Regions from separate parts of the Mus musculus genome. Here all the other regions are linked to region 3. Evidence: chromatin loops called from intact Hi-C (ENCODE). Cell type or tissue: left cerebral cortex. All regions are shown on one strand.

Region 1 (5,000 bases), 51 kb after region 3:
TGGCCTTGAACTCAGAATCTGCCTGCCTCTGCCTCTCAAGTGCTAGGATTAAAGGCATGCGCCACCATCGACTGGCTAAGGATGTGAGTCTTAATAAAAATGAAAAGCTGCATAATGACTGTTGGATTTGGGGTACAGAACACTCTCAGTCCCCCTCAGTTCCCTGGAGCTGTGTTCTCTCCATAGTCAGCTTCACCCAGTGCCCACTCTCTGGCAGTGTCTTCTCCACCTGTAGTTATGTCTCCTCTAGGATGTCAGGAAAGTGACGTCACCAGGCAGCATTCCGTTCGACTAAGGACAATGCGCTTGAGGTTTCCCTGTGCTGTGTGCATCAGAACTCTTCTCTTTTGATTTCTGAGAGTGTGGAGTGTTCATCGTAAACACTACATTCTTTGTCCCTCTGTAGCTAAGGGGTGCTTGGATTGTTTCCAGTTACTAAGAAGCTACCCTAAGCGTTGGCTTGTAGGTTTGTGTGCTCTTCTCTCTTGGATCAACACTTAGGAACTTGCTTTGCTGGGTCACACAGTGTCTGTATATTTAACTTTATGAGAAACTGCCAGTCTTATTCCAAAGAAGACAGGTGTAAGAATTCCAGCCCCTCCTCTTCCCTGCCAGCTTACAAAGCACTGTGGATATTCCTATCCCTGTATGGTGGAATCCCAGGTCTTATTTTGCATCTTCACAGTGACTAATCCATTATTTTAATCATCTTTGATGATGTCTTGATGAAGTTTTTTTTTATATATAAAATTTCAATTCTTCGTCTTTAAAAAATGTATGAGAAGTTGTCACTATCTAGCCCAGACTGGCCTCTAAGTAGCCACCCTCTGGCCTCGACCTCCCCAGTGTTGGGATTACAGATATGTAGCACACTCCTTGCCTACTTTTGATCATTTTTATAAATTTTAAAGTTGAAATCTTTAGTATTCTCTACATACAAATCATTCATCCATTGTTAGATGTGAATCCCCCTCCCAGCCTATAGCACGGCCTTTCCCACAACACTGTGGAATGTTTATATGCGTATGTCATTATACTTCCTAGTCTGCTCACTCCTCCATTGCCCTCCCCCTGACCCCATTGTCTCCCCTTCCCATCCCCTTTGCCTCCACTCCCCCATTCCTTTTGTACCCCATGCCCCATTCCCTTTGCCTCCCCTTTCCCATCTCCTCCCCATCCCCCTTGCCTCCCCCAACCCCCTTGTCTTCCCTCCCTCAATCCACTTGCCTCCCCTCCCCCTCCCCTATGTTCCCCTCCCTCTCCCCTTTGCCTCCCCTCCCTCATTCCTTTTGCACCCCCTCCACCATCCCCTTTGCCTCATCTCCCCTTTGCCGCCCCTCCCCCATTCCTCTTGCCTTCCCTTCCTCAACCCCCTTGCCTCCCCTCCCCCATTTCATTTGCACCATCCCTTGGGTCAATATGTCCCACTCCCCATCTCCCAATCCCTTAAGATCTCTTGTGTTACTTTTTTCCTCTCTCTCCTTCCATCTCCTTCGTACAGGAGCACACACGTGAGCACGCTCACAGGCACATGCACACAGGTGTATGTACACAAATATAAATCTAGATTCCACATATGAAAAGACATGCTCTACATGAAAGATTTAAGCTTGACAAGGATCATCTTTTCTTTCTTTTTTCTTTTTTCCATTTTAAAACTGCATTGTATTTTTGGTGCTGCTACTAAGAATTCTCAGCCTAAACAAAGCCACGAGACTCTATGAGTTTATATTGGGATCTATGATCTATTTCAAGTAAACTTTTAAGTAAGCATAGTTCTTTTAAAAAATTAACCTAAGACTCTCCAGTTTTCTCTTTCACTTGTATAAAGACCTCTCATTTCTCCACATTTAGTGACATTTATTCTGAAGGAAAGATTGTGTCTTAACCTAGAATATAAACTCAAATATCTTCCAGCATAAAGAGAAAGAGTTCTGCAGACCCTGGCTGTGATGAAAAGAGTTCCCTTTACCTAAGAGAGCACCCACAGTTTGCTTTCCAACAATATCTCAAAACTAAACATAGTTTACCCATCAGTTTCCTTTGCCTGGCTTTTTAGAAGCTCAAAAAAGACTGAAAAAAATCAGAACTTTGGAATGAGAATGGAACTTAAGGCTCATTTAGCTAAATTCTTCCTTTTCCAACTTATAAAAATAACACAAGCATGTGGCAGACTGTACAGAGCACAGAAGTATTGTCTTAGGTACTGGAGCTCCAGGGGATGCTGGCTTCCATTTCTTTGTCCTTTCCTTGCTGTCTGGGGCTGGCATCTCTCCCTCCTCATGACCTCACATGTTGGTATGCCCCAGGCTCAGTCCTCCCATCTCTTCTCTCTTCCACTCACTCGCTGGGTGACCTCATTCAGCTCATAGCTTAAAATGCCACATACACTGGGTGAGTCAAAGCCCCTCCAGTCTCTTGCTCCCCTGAACCTCAGCCTAGGTTACCGAGCTGCCACCTCAACACATCAGAGATGTCTAACAGCTATTTGTCTACCACAGCAGTCTTGGGTTTTCCCACTCACCCTTGCTCTGGAACTGTCTATTAGACCTTTTCGCCTTATCAATGAAGTATACCCAGAATATGATAGCACCCTGGTCACAGATGTTGTCTCTAGGGCCTGGGGTTTGGCCTCTACTCCTCACTGGCTTTGTACTCTCCCCACCTGCTTCTGAGGCTGTTCTCCACAGTGGCCATAAAAATAATAGAAGAAAAAGCATTTTACATGTCCACCATCAACATGTGCCAAGTCGCTGACAGAAATTCCAAGATGAGTCCTACCGTCCATGTGCACAGAGATTTGTGTGTCACCACGTCCACTGCGGTCTTGTTCACAGTAGTGGAAGGAGGACACAATCTACATACTTATTAACACAGCAATGAGCTGGGTTATATCTGCAGTGTGGTCATTAATAACTGGATCTTGCCTCTGATCAGCAGAATCTCGTAGATGGCTTTTCATCATTCTGAATGACATCTCTTTATGACCTGACCCCAGCAGGTCTCTCTGAACTTTTCTACCCTTCTCACCTCAGGCATTTACTAGTCCTTGAGTCAAAGCTTGTTGCCCTGAAAGGGATTGCACATGCTGGCTCTGGGCCTCCAGGTGCTCAGTAGCCCTGCGTCTTCTTGAGACTATCACACTGAGATTCACTTATCCTCTGAAAGGCCACCTTTCCTCAGAGGTCTCCACACACCTGCTCTACCTTCTCTCTTTGCCCTAGCTTTCTCTGGAGAGCTCACCACTGCCTGTCACTATATGACTTACCTCCTCTTCTGAAACATGAGCGTCGACGAAGGTGGAACTTGCTTGTAACCCAAGCTTCCAGAGCACATGGCCCATAGTCCGTGCTCAGAGATCAATACCAGTAGATTCCTTTCTATTCTATTTTACTTCTGCCTTTCCCTAGAGGTTGTTATTTTTATTCGTGAAATAAATAACTTTTTGGATTTCTAAAAAAGCATTTGTAAACATGGTCACACAGCTTTTCTGACTACACAAGCCTCATACTGTGTTTTTCTCACTTACTATATATTTGGATAGTTAGTTGATCCATTCATCTATGTATTTATCAGGTTATATCGCTAGACCACACTGCAGATATAGCTCATTGCCGTGTTAATAAGTATGTAGATTGTGTCCCCTTTCCACTACTGTGAACAAGACCGCAGTGGACGTGGTGACACACAAACCTCTGTGCACATGGACGGTAGAACTCATCTTGGAATTTCTGTCAGCGACTTGGCACATGTTGACAATGGGCATGTAAAATGCTTTTTCTTCTATTTTTAAAAAATCTTTTTATACTGCCAGCAACAGTAGATGAGTTCCTATCTCCCCCCCCCCAATCTTTGCCAGAACAACATATACAGGAGGATGTGACAGGTGCTGGGAACCAAACTCAGGTCCCCCAAAAGAGCAGAAGTGTGCTTAACCCCTGAGCCATTGGGCCAGTCCAGATTATTATTTTTTTCTTAAAATGAATACACAACACAAACCCTCAAGTGTTAGAGTTGGCTTTAGGTTTCCTGGAAGTTGTTGCACTCGGTGATTTATTATTTCTTAACAACTTTGTGGTTTCTACTGGGCCTCGCTAGAGTGTTCTCAAAGAACAGGAAGAGTTATCTGTTTTAATGACTGGGCCTGGCATCCAGAACACAGGCACAGGAATGAATACAAAGAGCAATGCCAAGCCAGATGAGATTGGGTTCACAAGCAGCACCTGGGGGCTTCTATGATGTAGTTGGTTTCAGCCCAGGACAAGTGTGAATGTTGGTTGGCTCTTGCTTGCTCTGCCTTTGTGGCTGCTGGCAGGCCATGCAATGAGGTTCAAAGGGCAGCCCCCCCAGCGTTCTCTGGTTTCATCAGCTGTTGAATGTGGGCCGAGAGACACTTTGCTGTAGCATCAGTATGTCAGAATTTGAAGAGTTCTGAGAAGTTAGCTAGTCTTATTATCTAGATGAAAAAAACTGAGACCAGAGAGACAGAGACACTTTAAACCTCAACCTATAAACAGTAACAGACAGTGGTCTTTTAAAATGTGCACTTATAGACTTAGATTGTTAGCTGCAAAAGCCCTTTTTGCTTTAACTTTCCTAAGAAGCAGAGTAAAAACCATTTATATGTTCCTGAACCCGGTGCACCCTACAACCTGCCCATGGCAGACATTGTTAATCAACCACAGAAAGCTCCAACCCAGCCTGAGAACCCTCTTTAAACAGTGCTTCTGGCAGGTAACTAGTCATAATTGAGCCAGGTTTTTATGTGAATTAAACATCTGTTTGTCCTTCCCTCGTAAACGTGTGACTCATGACCCAGTGCTAAGAGCCCTGGACGTTAAGCCAGGAGATTGTGGTTTTGACCCCTCAATTTGCTTTTCCTGGTTATGTTGTATTAGGCAAGTCATTTAACTTTCCTGGGACTAGCTTCCCTGAAATGAGGGAGTCAACTGGGATAATCATTAAGCGCCCTCCTTCTCTGAACATCCTTATGAGTTAAG
Region 2 (5,000 bases), 120 kb after region 3:
GCCTATCTGACCTTGGCATCAATAACTCTTCTAACAAACCCCTTCGTCTCTAGTAAACATCTCAGTGTACCCTTAAGCTCCTGTAAAACCATTCAGGCTATGGGTTTCTGCTGACTTCAGCCAAGGATGCTGCCTCAGACTCACAGCTTCAAACTTCAGTCAAGTCATTGACTGTGTCTTTCATATGCTACACCTATGACATCATGTGAAGGCTACTGGGAAACTCATGATTATGTAGCTGAGTGTGAAGCTGATCTTCTGGGATTCTCTTCTTTACGCATTTTATTTAGCTTTCCACTTTGAGTTACTCCTTGTGAATAGTATAAAGTCTGCCTAGACTTTTAAAGAAATTTCATATCATGTCCAGGTGCTTTTGCTTCTTAAAAAGACATATGACCTCTTCTCTTCCATCAAGCCTCACGTGATCTCGTGGCGAGGGCCTGTTTCTGTTCCCTTCATTCTCATCCACGTCATCTGTCTGTCTTTCATTCACCTTGTCTGGAGTGCTTTGGGAATAAGCAGATGTCTTGAAGTCAGGTAATGGCGTTTCTTCAACTCTGTTCTTTAATATTCTTTCAACAATTCTAGGTATTTTACTTCTCCTTTTAAACTCTAGAATCAGTTTCCCATTTCAATAAGACAACTTACTCATTTCATAGAATCTATGAGTAAAGTTATGCTGATTGCACTGAAAACAAACAAACAGACAGACAAACAAAACAAAGACCACATGTTAAGAAGAATTTAAAGCATTTCTTTGTTGGGAAATTTTCAAGAGATTTCTAGTGATCTCTTAGAAACCTGAGGTGTTCCGTTACATTTGGTAAGGCCATTGCTGACTTACTGTCTGTCAGAGCAGTGGTTTTTGGCAGAAGGTTGACCCTGAGACAATTGCTCCAGGACACTGTGTGTGGGCTTGCCCAGTCAGAAAGTGTGCTTACTCCTCTGTAAACACAGTTCAAGCTAATATTTGCACTTCACCCTTTCATAGCTGGTTTTCAAGACTTAGTCTCTGGGTCTTCAGGCTCCTCTCACTGCAAAACCCACTACATTTGGTCTTCTCCCAACAGTTCAGTAGTCAGAGTTCTTGCTAAGGTATAGGAAGCTTTCTGGTATAGCAATCTATTCCCATTTCACCTCTCTATGGTAGACATCACTGGAGTAGGCTTCCTGAGTTCTCCCTGTGTGTTCTTTATGACCTCCACCGCCTATTCTCTTCACTATTTAGTAACAGCTCTGAGTCTGCCCTTAAGACCCCTCTTTCTGTTTCCACCCTAGTATTGGCACCCTCTAAGATTCTGCCACAGTCTTCCATCCACTGGATAATGTCTTTCTCTCCTAGGACTTCAGTTGCTGACCCGTCTTACAGTGATGTTCAAATCAGTATCTTCAGTCTGGGTCATTATCTTAAGGCAATCTAACTCCATCTGCCAATGAGAAGCCTCTACCTGGAAGTAACTTAGGAATCTCAAGCTTGGGGTCATTTTATTTCCTCCCAAGTCTCACCTTTGACCTTTTCTCCTTTCTCTGCTTTCTGATAAAATGAACTATAATTCATTCATCCACCTTTATCAAGATTGTGAGAATTATCCTTAAATCTTCTCTCATTATTTATGCCTTCATACCCAACTTGGTACCAACTGTTCTTAAAAGTGCTGGTGGGTGAATCCATGCAGGCCCTTGTTGACTTTTGCATGACAACAACCTGTCAAATTATTTCCTGGTCTCTGGTCTCATTTCCTTCTCAGTCATTCTTTACTCTGCCCCTAAAGTAACCTTTTAAAAATACATGTCTAGACGCATAACTCCCAAGCTTAAATAACTTTAAGATTCCTGTTTGCTGAAAGAGAATGTGTAGAGTTTTGTGCGTGGTCCACAAGGCCTTCATGATTTGACTTCCTACTGCTGGGCTTACACACTACTTCTAGTCTTCAAGACTGCTCCACAAACACTAGCCTCAATAAGCTATCTGGAATTTCCTTTATACCCCAGAGTTCCAGGCTTAAGTTGCTTCTGCATATTCTCTTCCAAAGATACTAAATTTGTCTCAACTATCTTTCTGGCTCCAATGTCTCATCAATGATAATTGATGTGTCTATGTCTTCTTCCTCCTTGCCATCAAGACCACATGCTTTTTGAGAGAAAGAACATTTTTTCTCTGTCATCTTAGTTTCTCAAGAATCAATCCTGGTGCCTGAAGATGCTCACCAAATGAATAATGAATGAATGGTTGGAATGAGGTGACAATGATGCTCAGCTAAAAACAAAAGCTGTGTTGATGTAAGATGAGAAACAGTGAATTATTTTGGGCTGGGGTGTGGGAAGAGCTCTGAGAAGAGCCTCCCACACTTACCAGAATATCCCACCCTTCTAAATCCAGTGACTCACAGGACAGAAAGAAGCCTGGGGTGGGGCGGCACACAGGACACACATAGCAGTTTTGATTCTGCTTTTATCAATGAGTTGCTTAAAACAGTGCCTCTCATAAATGATTTCGGGGCTTATTTATTTATTTATTTATTTATTTATATTAGATATTTTCTTTATATACATTTCAAATGCTATCCTGAAAGTTACCTATACCTTCCCTCCGCCCCTGCTGCCCTACCTACCCATTCCCGCTTCTTGGCCCTGGCATTCTCCTGTACTGGGGCATATAAAGTTTGCAATACCATGGGGTCTCTCTTCCCTGTGATGGCTGACTAGGCAATCTTCTGCTACAAATGCAGCTAGAGAGATGAGCTCTGGGGGGGGGGGGTACTGGTTAGTTCATATTGTTGTTCCACCTATAGGGTTGCAGACCCCTTCAGCTCCTTGGGTGCTTTCTCCAGCTTCTCCATTGGGGGCCCTGTGTTCCATCTTATAGATGACTGTGAGCATCCACTTCTGTATTTGCCAGACACTGGCATAACCTCATACGAGACAGCTATAACAGGGTTGGGGGGCCTCTTCTATCAACTATATAGCTAGGGACAGCTCATCTCGATGCTCCATTTTGATCCTCTTGTTTTTCTGTAACTAGTAACAGAACGACAAGGAAGAAATGAACAAGGCTCGGCTGTGAATCACTTGGATGGGAAAAGGATAGAATGTAGAGGACCCAAGGAGAGAGATACTCATTCATACAAGTTTGATTTTTTTTTCCCCTTCAGAAGGCAATGCAGGGGTTGAGGCAAGAGAAAGACACAGATTTAACTGAGAAAAGATGGCTTTAGGAGTAGACCCATGAGCCAGTTTGACCTTTTGTTTTTTCACTGTGCTGGGGATAGAACCAGGGCTTCACCCACACCAGGGAAATATCCCACCACTGAGCAGTACCTGGTTTAAAGTGTTGTGGAAAGGATGGGACAGTAGATCAGGAAAAGATGGCAAAGAGGAAGAGTTTGAAATGATATTGGATGAAAGAATGGCCGTACATTCTTAGAAATCTACTGTTGAGATAGTGACCTTGGGCAGATAAGCAACCCTCTTGGTGCTGGCTTATTGCTTGGCTTGACTTAGTGTGGGTGTGTGTGTGTCTTATTTATAACAAAGCTTTAAAAAGTAGGGGGGGGGGAGTAGGTCTTCTTCACCCCAGTCAGCTCACATGCCTCACAGCAAACGTAGCCTGTCAAGCTTTGCCACTAGCTACCTTCTTTGGGACCATCCTTTCAGACTAATGGCTACAAGAACATTACAGATAAAAGAATATAAGGTGTTCTTTTATACAGATAAAAGAATATAATGATAATCATAGAGAGCCAGGTTATTAAGACTCCATGCCATTATCAAATACAGGTTTCACAATGAGATAAAAGAATAAGATAATCCCAATACTGTAACATCAAGGGAAAATAATACTTAGGAATACTAAAACATTGTTTATGCAAGTCTTCTAGCACAGAATGTTGTAGAGTAGTCACCAGAGAAGACTACTCAGACATGGGTTTATGACAATAGAAAGTCTTTATTAGTCAGGCAGTAACTGTATTAGGTGTTCAGGATTTCAGTGTAGCCCTGAGCCTTTTTCAGGGTGAGCTTTTAAGCACAAAAACCATATCCTAAGTTAACACACTTCAGTTAAAAAGAACAATTGGCCAGAATCAGAATGACAGAAGCCAAAAAGCAAGGTTAGAACATTTGGAGACTTTCCCATAACTTTGATGGATTAGGCCTTTGTTTAGTTTTGGCAGGTGGTGTGGCTTACATGCTCAATTTTACAGCCTGAATGGTACTTCCACCATGGAGTTAGTTATGCCGAAATCTTGGGGCCTACTAAGGTCTGTGGCTCTGTTACATTGATAGAGTCTATCTTTGCCTCTCTGGCACTCTTTTCTTCTTTTCAGTCTCTGTTGAGTCACTATGAGTAATCCACATTTTTTTTTCTTTTTTGAGATCGGTTCTTTTGTATCCCAAACTGGCCTTGAACTCACTATTTAGCCAAGGTTTGCCATGAACTTCTGACCCTCCTGATTCTTCCCCCTTGGTGCTGAGATTAAAGACACGTATTACATGCCTGTTTTTTTCTATTTTTATGGCATCTTGGTAATTCAACCCAGGATTTTGTTCATACCAGGCAGGCATTCACCTAACTGAGCTATGTCCTTCACCCAACATAGACTGAAATATCAAAATTGGTCACTTTCAAAGTATGTCTTTAGAAACCTAAGCCTTGAGTAGATTGGGTAAAGCAAGGTCTTAAATATTGGTAACCAGTCATTCGATGGGCCTCTCTAGTTACAGCTACCTCCATGATACTTCTGGAGCAATGTGTCTCTTTAACTGGTTTGTTCAGAATGAAAGAAGGAGAAATATGCTCATGGAAGGGACCTATCTATGAACACAGGTACAGAAAACTGAGGTGTCTGTGACTTTAAACTCCATGTTTAATATTAACATACATGTACACAATTTCTCTCCAAATTATACTAACTTCTTCCAGCGTTATGGCAGATTTAAAACAGAGATGAAGTTGAACAGCAAAAGGAAAATGAGATGCCCGCATAGTAAAGAATTCAATC
Region 3 (5,000 bases):
GCCAAGGTCAGTTTAGGGAACGAATACCAGACAGCCAAAGACTCTAGGCTCCAAGATTCAGGGCTGCTTATTCCTTCCTTCAGCGGGAATTTGTTCTTCCAGTCCCCTTCCTTCCTTGTAGGGGGGGGTAAAAAAGAGAGAGAAAGTTTGTAAGGCACCGATGGGGGATGCTCTCTACTTCTTTGGCTATCAAAATTCACTAGCTTTCAAGCCAAATTGACAGGAGGGTTTAAGTGAATTTTGTGCCTGAGGCTCTATGGGAAGAAGGGAGCAGTAAGACGACAGAATGAGGCCCCACTTGGAAAGACTTGTCATGGGGCCAGTCCATTCCTGCAGACTGGGCTAGGAGTTCAAGCACTTGGTCTGTCTAAGAGCTTCCCTGGGTACGGGTTCACAAATGCCACTCCTGACTCGAGTTTGGAGAGAGAAAAGGTGGAGAGGGAGAAAGAAAGGGAAGAAGAAAAAGAAACAAGCATGCATTATGGGGGGAAGAACGGAACGAAGGGCAGAAGTAAGGAAAGAGAAAAAGGAGCCCAAACTTAGAAGCCCCAAAGGCGAGTACCAACGAGGGAAAGGGAGAAATGAGAGGGGTAAAAAGAGGGAAGAGCCAAGAGAAAGAAAGAAAAAAGGTTGAAGGACAGGAGTGCAGGACAGAGACAGGGTTACCGATAGTGAGACCCAGAGCGCACGCCTTCGCGAGACCACTCCGGAACCTGCTAGCCTAAGCGCAGCGGCACGCTCAAGCTCCGGCCCTGAGGCCATTCGGATGCCGGGCTCCGAGCGCTGCAAGCCGGTCTCCCTGTCGCCTCCGTCAGACTCAATTCCCGCCAAGCACTTAGTTTCTTCGTGGCTGCCTATGGTGCGGCATGGCACTGTACGGGTGACTCAAGAGAGCAGCGCCTCAGGATTAGCACGGCAGCGAGTGTTGCGCTGGGTCCCTGGCCCCTGGCTCCTCGCGTAGCGGGTCGAGGCGACCGGTGGCGCACCCCGACAGGTCCTAGGCCCTCCGTCCTCCACAGCAGATAGTCCACAGAGTCCAGGGATAAAGGCAAGGACCTCAGCCTCTGGGGTACCTAGCTGCAGTGCTGGCTACCTATGTCTGGTACAGCAGAAATAAAAGCAATCTCAAGAGTTAAGAAGGAAAGAGAAATCAGGCAGAGGCAGACACACGAGAAATAAAAATCATTAATACGAGCTGATGCCCACAGCAAACGCTCGACTATGATTCAGTCTATTAATGCCTATTTTCTTTAAGTGTTTAATCATTAGTTCAGCAAGTTTGTTCCTTAGCGAGTTTAACCACCGGCCCAGGTGCGCGTCCCGACTTGCTTCCGCGGCTAACCATGCTCGGAGCGCGTAGCCACGGGATCAGTCGCACCGTGCGAGCGTCAGGCAAACACCATCGGCTGTTTTGTCCCAAATTCTGTGTCCCCGCTGTCCGTTTCTTTTCCAGCTTGCGCACACCACTTCAGGGGCACAGTCTTGGGGGCTGGGAGTGCACCCGGAGGTCGTTTCCCACGGCCGGCCGGCCGGCTGGAAGAGTCACTGACAGCAGGAGCTGTCCTAGGCGCTTAGGTGCGGGCCGGACGCTCTAACGCAAGGATTGTGGTTAGGAACAAAGTTCGTACAGACATTGGTAGGAACAGATTCTGAGATTAGGACGCTAGGAAGAAAGAGGCAAACCATCCCCCAATACCAGAAGTGTGTTATACCCCGGAATGGAAAGCGGGATTGGGCACTAGGAAAAGCCAGAATTTGGGCTAACTTTGGAAGGGCCGCGGGCACGTCGCGATCCCGCTGTTTTGGCCCTTTCTGGCAAAAGAAAACCGTTGTATGAACAGAATTTAAACACACACTCACACACACCACATTACTACCCTAGTTTATAATTGGGATAACGGAGTGTGCTAAATTCATTTGTAGTTTGGGGTCGTAGTGAGGCAATCAAGTTTGCAACCTTGGAGCAAATGCCCCACCTCGGGAGCGCACGGCTGCAGCGCGGGCTTCGGAGCTGTGGGCTGGGTTGAGAGAGGACACTGTGGTTTAGGGAAATGGCCCAGCGGGGACAAGTGAGGCTCGGTGGTCGTCGGAAAGCGCGCGCTCTGGAGCCCGGAGCTTCGCGATTCTGGATGAAGATGCCACTGCTTTATGGCAAGAGGTGTGGACATAGCTGCCTATAGGGTTGCGGGGGCGGAGGGGCGGGAGCGGTGCCCCCTTTAGCAGGACTGGCGCTAAGGGAGGACAGAGGGGCGATGCGACTCGGAAAAGTGGCGGCTAGACTCCTGAGTCCCTGGAGAAGGAGGCGCGCGCCCGCAGTCCTGCGCGTGCACACACACACACGAGCGCGCGCACACACCCGTACACACACCTGGAGCTGGGGGAGGGGGAAAGGAGAACCGGAGCGAGTGTCTTAAAATAGAGCCGCCTGGGGAGCGCTCGACTCTCGGATCGGCGGGAGGCAGCGGGCAAGAGCGGTCGGACCCGGGGTGCGCAGGTCAGCACCCCAGCCGCACGGGCGCGCAGGGGCGGGGTAGCGGCCGACGCCCCTCGGCTCGCGCTCCGCACCTGGCCCTGCAGGAAGTGCGCGCTGATTGACAGCTGCGGTGTCCCAAAAAGGCTGTAGTCAAAGATGCTGCTCGGCGGGTGGGTGTAGACGCAGCAGGCGCGCCCGTGCCCTCTCTGCTTTGCGCGCCTCCCCGGGCCCCGCCGCCCCTCTGGCTGCCGAGGAGCGGGGCTCAGGCCCCAGCCAGCGAGCCACCTCCTGCGGTCCCGGACGGCCAGGCGCTCGCCGCGCTCAGGTCGCCAGGCTCTGGTCCCGGCTCACCATGCACTGCCACGCGGAACTGAGGCTGAGCTCACCCGGCCAGCTCAAAGCAGCCAGGCGGCGCTACAAGACTTTCATGATCGATGAGATCCTCTCCAAGGAGACCTGCGACTACTTTGAGAAACTTTCCCTCTACTCTGTGTGCCCGTCGCTGGTGGTGCGACCCAAGCCCCTGCACTCTTGTACCGGTAAGACAACCGCTGGGCGATATAGTGGGCTGCTGTACTTTTGCCCGTGTGCGGTCGCCTCTGCTTTCCAACCTGAGAGCCAGAGGGACCAAAGGATTCTTTTCCTGCGTCCTTGCAAGAACAGACTCGCCCGCCAGTGGTGGGCATTCAAAAGCGTTTGCAACCGGGCCTGGGCAGGTACTGCTCCCTGGATGGGAGATGAGTTAAGACCAAGTGGTCCTTGGAGTGAGACGCCAATGTAGCATAACTGTCCTGGCTTCTTGGAGAAAGCGTCCTTCTCCCTGGCACTACCGGGGGTTTTAGTGAGAAACTTCAAACACTTGAACAGATTCAGTGCCTAGGCGGTTTCACGCAGTGAGCTTGTCAGTTTCAACTTTAATTTGGTGGTCTCATCTTTCACCTAGAGTTAGATTGCCCAGCCTCTTTTGTAATTTTACAGGTAAATCGGTTTCATGGGCTTCAAAATAAACTTGTGACTACATCAAACTTTACTTAAAATGATTGCCCTCAGGAAAGTAGTTTTGGGCTGTGCTGAGTTTTGACACAAGCAGAAAGGATAAACCCCTTGTTTGTTTTAAGTGACTAAAACCAACACTAGTAACAGTTTTTTTAAAAAAAAAAAAACCCTCAAACCTGGTTTCCTCTGTCCACAAAAACTAGACCAATAGGAAGGAAACAGAGAATTTAGTAATTACATTGAAAAAGTAGATCTGTAGGAAATCAATCCAAAGACATTTAAAACAGGGTGTACATTTAGAGAAGCTCTGGGTTTCAAAGTTCCCTGGCAGATGGGGATCAGGCTACAAAAAAGTTAGGTGGAGCTAAAACAGTTGAAAATATTTTCAAGGAAGTTCTTGACTGTGCTTTCCACTGAGAGCAAACAAGTGCTTTGGGCCTTTGGTTCTGTGCTTGCTGTATGACTGCCATGAAACAAACTCACGAAATTATAATTGGAAAAATGGAAGTGTGTGCCCACTGCAGTGGTTCCCAGACTTCTTTTCTGAACTTCGGGGATAAAAAGCTGCTAAATGTAATACTTGGAATTCCATCTCTCCCACGGTCCAGCCATGCTAGTCACTAAGTCTAAATAATAAATATGGGGAGAGGTTTTTCCCAAATCAAGTTACTCCTACATTTGGCCATAAAATGAATATTTCACTTCTTTCAGCAAGGTAGTTTTAGACTTGATATCCCACAACAAGCCTTGTAATACTGAATTTTATAAACAAGAAAATAATCAAGGTATACATTAAATAGATTTGAGAAACAAGATAGAGGCCCACCCTGCTGGCATTTTGTCTGCTATATATGTAGAGTCTCCAATGAGTCATCTGTGAATGTTTGGGGCTGGAGAAGTAGGCTAAATCTTCTCTTTGAGAACATTTATTTGCCACAACAATAAAATCCCAATGAGGACCCCCCCCCGTGACAATTCTCATTGTACCCCGTTGAGTCTCGCTACCCAGAAGATAGGTTCAGTTCCTGAGGGACCCAGGGCCCTGTTTAGTACCTGCTGCCTTTCAGGGGCTTTGATGTAATTCTAAGGCCACTTTCCATGGCTTGTGGGAGTCACAGAGTTGGGTCATGCAAGAAAACATGCTGGAAAAAGAGAGGGAGAAAAAGGCCCAGAAAGTTTTCACGTAGTCAGTCCAGGCTAGTTCCATGATTTATGGAACCTTGGGTGGGAAATAAAACAGGCACACTGCAATGATTCAAAGGCAGTTTTGTGAGCAATAAAGGTGAGTTGACATGGTCGCAGGCTTGTCCTGTGTTCCTAGAAGTTCTTGGTTTGCTGCAGGAGAGGTTATTTGCGGTGGTTTTCTTGCCTTCTTTTTCCATTCTTCCCCCTGGATCGTTTCTTTCAAAATGTGCTTGATTTGCTGTAGTTGAGACTTAAAATATAGAAAGTAGGATTTGCTAGTGGAATTAAACTCATAAAAACTGGCTACAATAGTTGATACTTCCAGATCGTAAGCCTACAGTGGGTT

The links. Peaks named below come from ENCODE experiments on the same cell type or tissue, not always from the same donor. Only the 100,000 strongest peaks of a DNase experiment are listed, where the experiment ranks them.
Region 1: a loop joins it to region 3, with 2.6 times the contacts of the local background. A loop is called at or near these places in 7 of 42 quality-filtered maps.
Region 2: it touches region 3 in a loop (3-fold over the local background); 2 of 42 quality-filtered maps call a loop at or near these places.

What each region holds. Positions count from the first base shown.
Region 1 is chr9:31,859,462-31,864,461 of GRCm38, reverse strand. The region is part of intron 1 of Barx2 (BarH-like homeobox 2); the gene reads left to right. Among named protein-coding and RNA genes, the nearest start is that of Gm31497, 44 kb to the left of the region's middle. In left cerebral cortex, no CTCF peak of the experiment used is centred here; a DNase peak (open chromatin) is centred at 2,211; H3K27ac peaks cover 400 bases.
Region 2 is chr9:31,792,445-31,797,444 of GRCm38, reverse strand. No RefSeq gene overlaps it. Among named protein-coding and RNA genes, the nearest start is that of Gm31497, 110 kb to the left of the region's middle. In left cerebral cortex, no CTCF peak of the experiment used is centred here; DNase peaks (open chromatin) are centred at 2,319 and 4,296.
Region 3 is chr9:31,910,917-31,915,916 of GRCm38, reverse strand. It overlaps Barx2 (BarH-like homeobox 2), which reads left to right and starts at 2,632. Exons shown (of 4, transcript NM_013800.2): 1 at 2,632-3,012. The coding sequence starts at 2,826. It overlaps Gm31497 (a long non-coding RNA gene), which reads right to left. Exons shown (of 3, transcript XR_379218.3): 3 at 4,719-4,904. In left cerebral cortex, a CTCF peak has its summit at 2,884; DNase peaks (open chromatin) are centred at 1,316, 2,088, 2,342, 2,870 and 1 more place; H3K4me3 peaks cover 2,822 bases.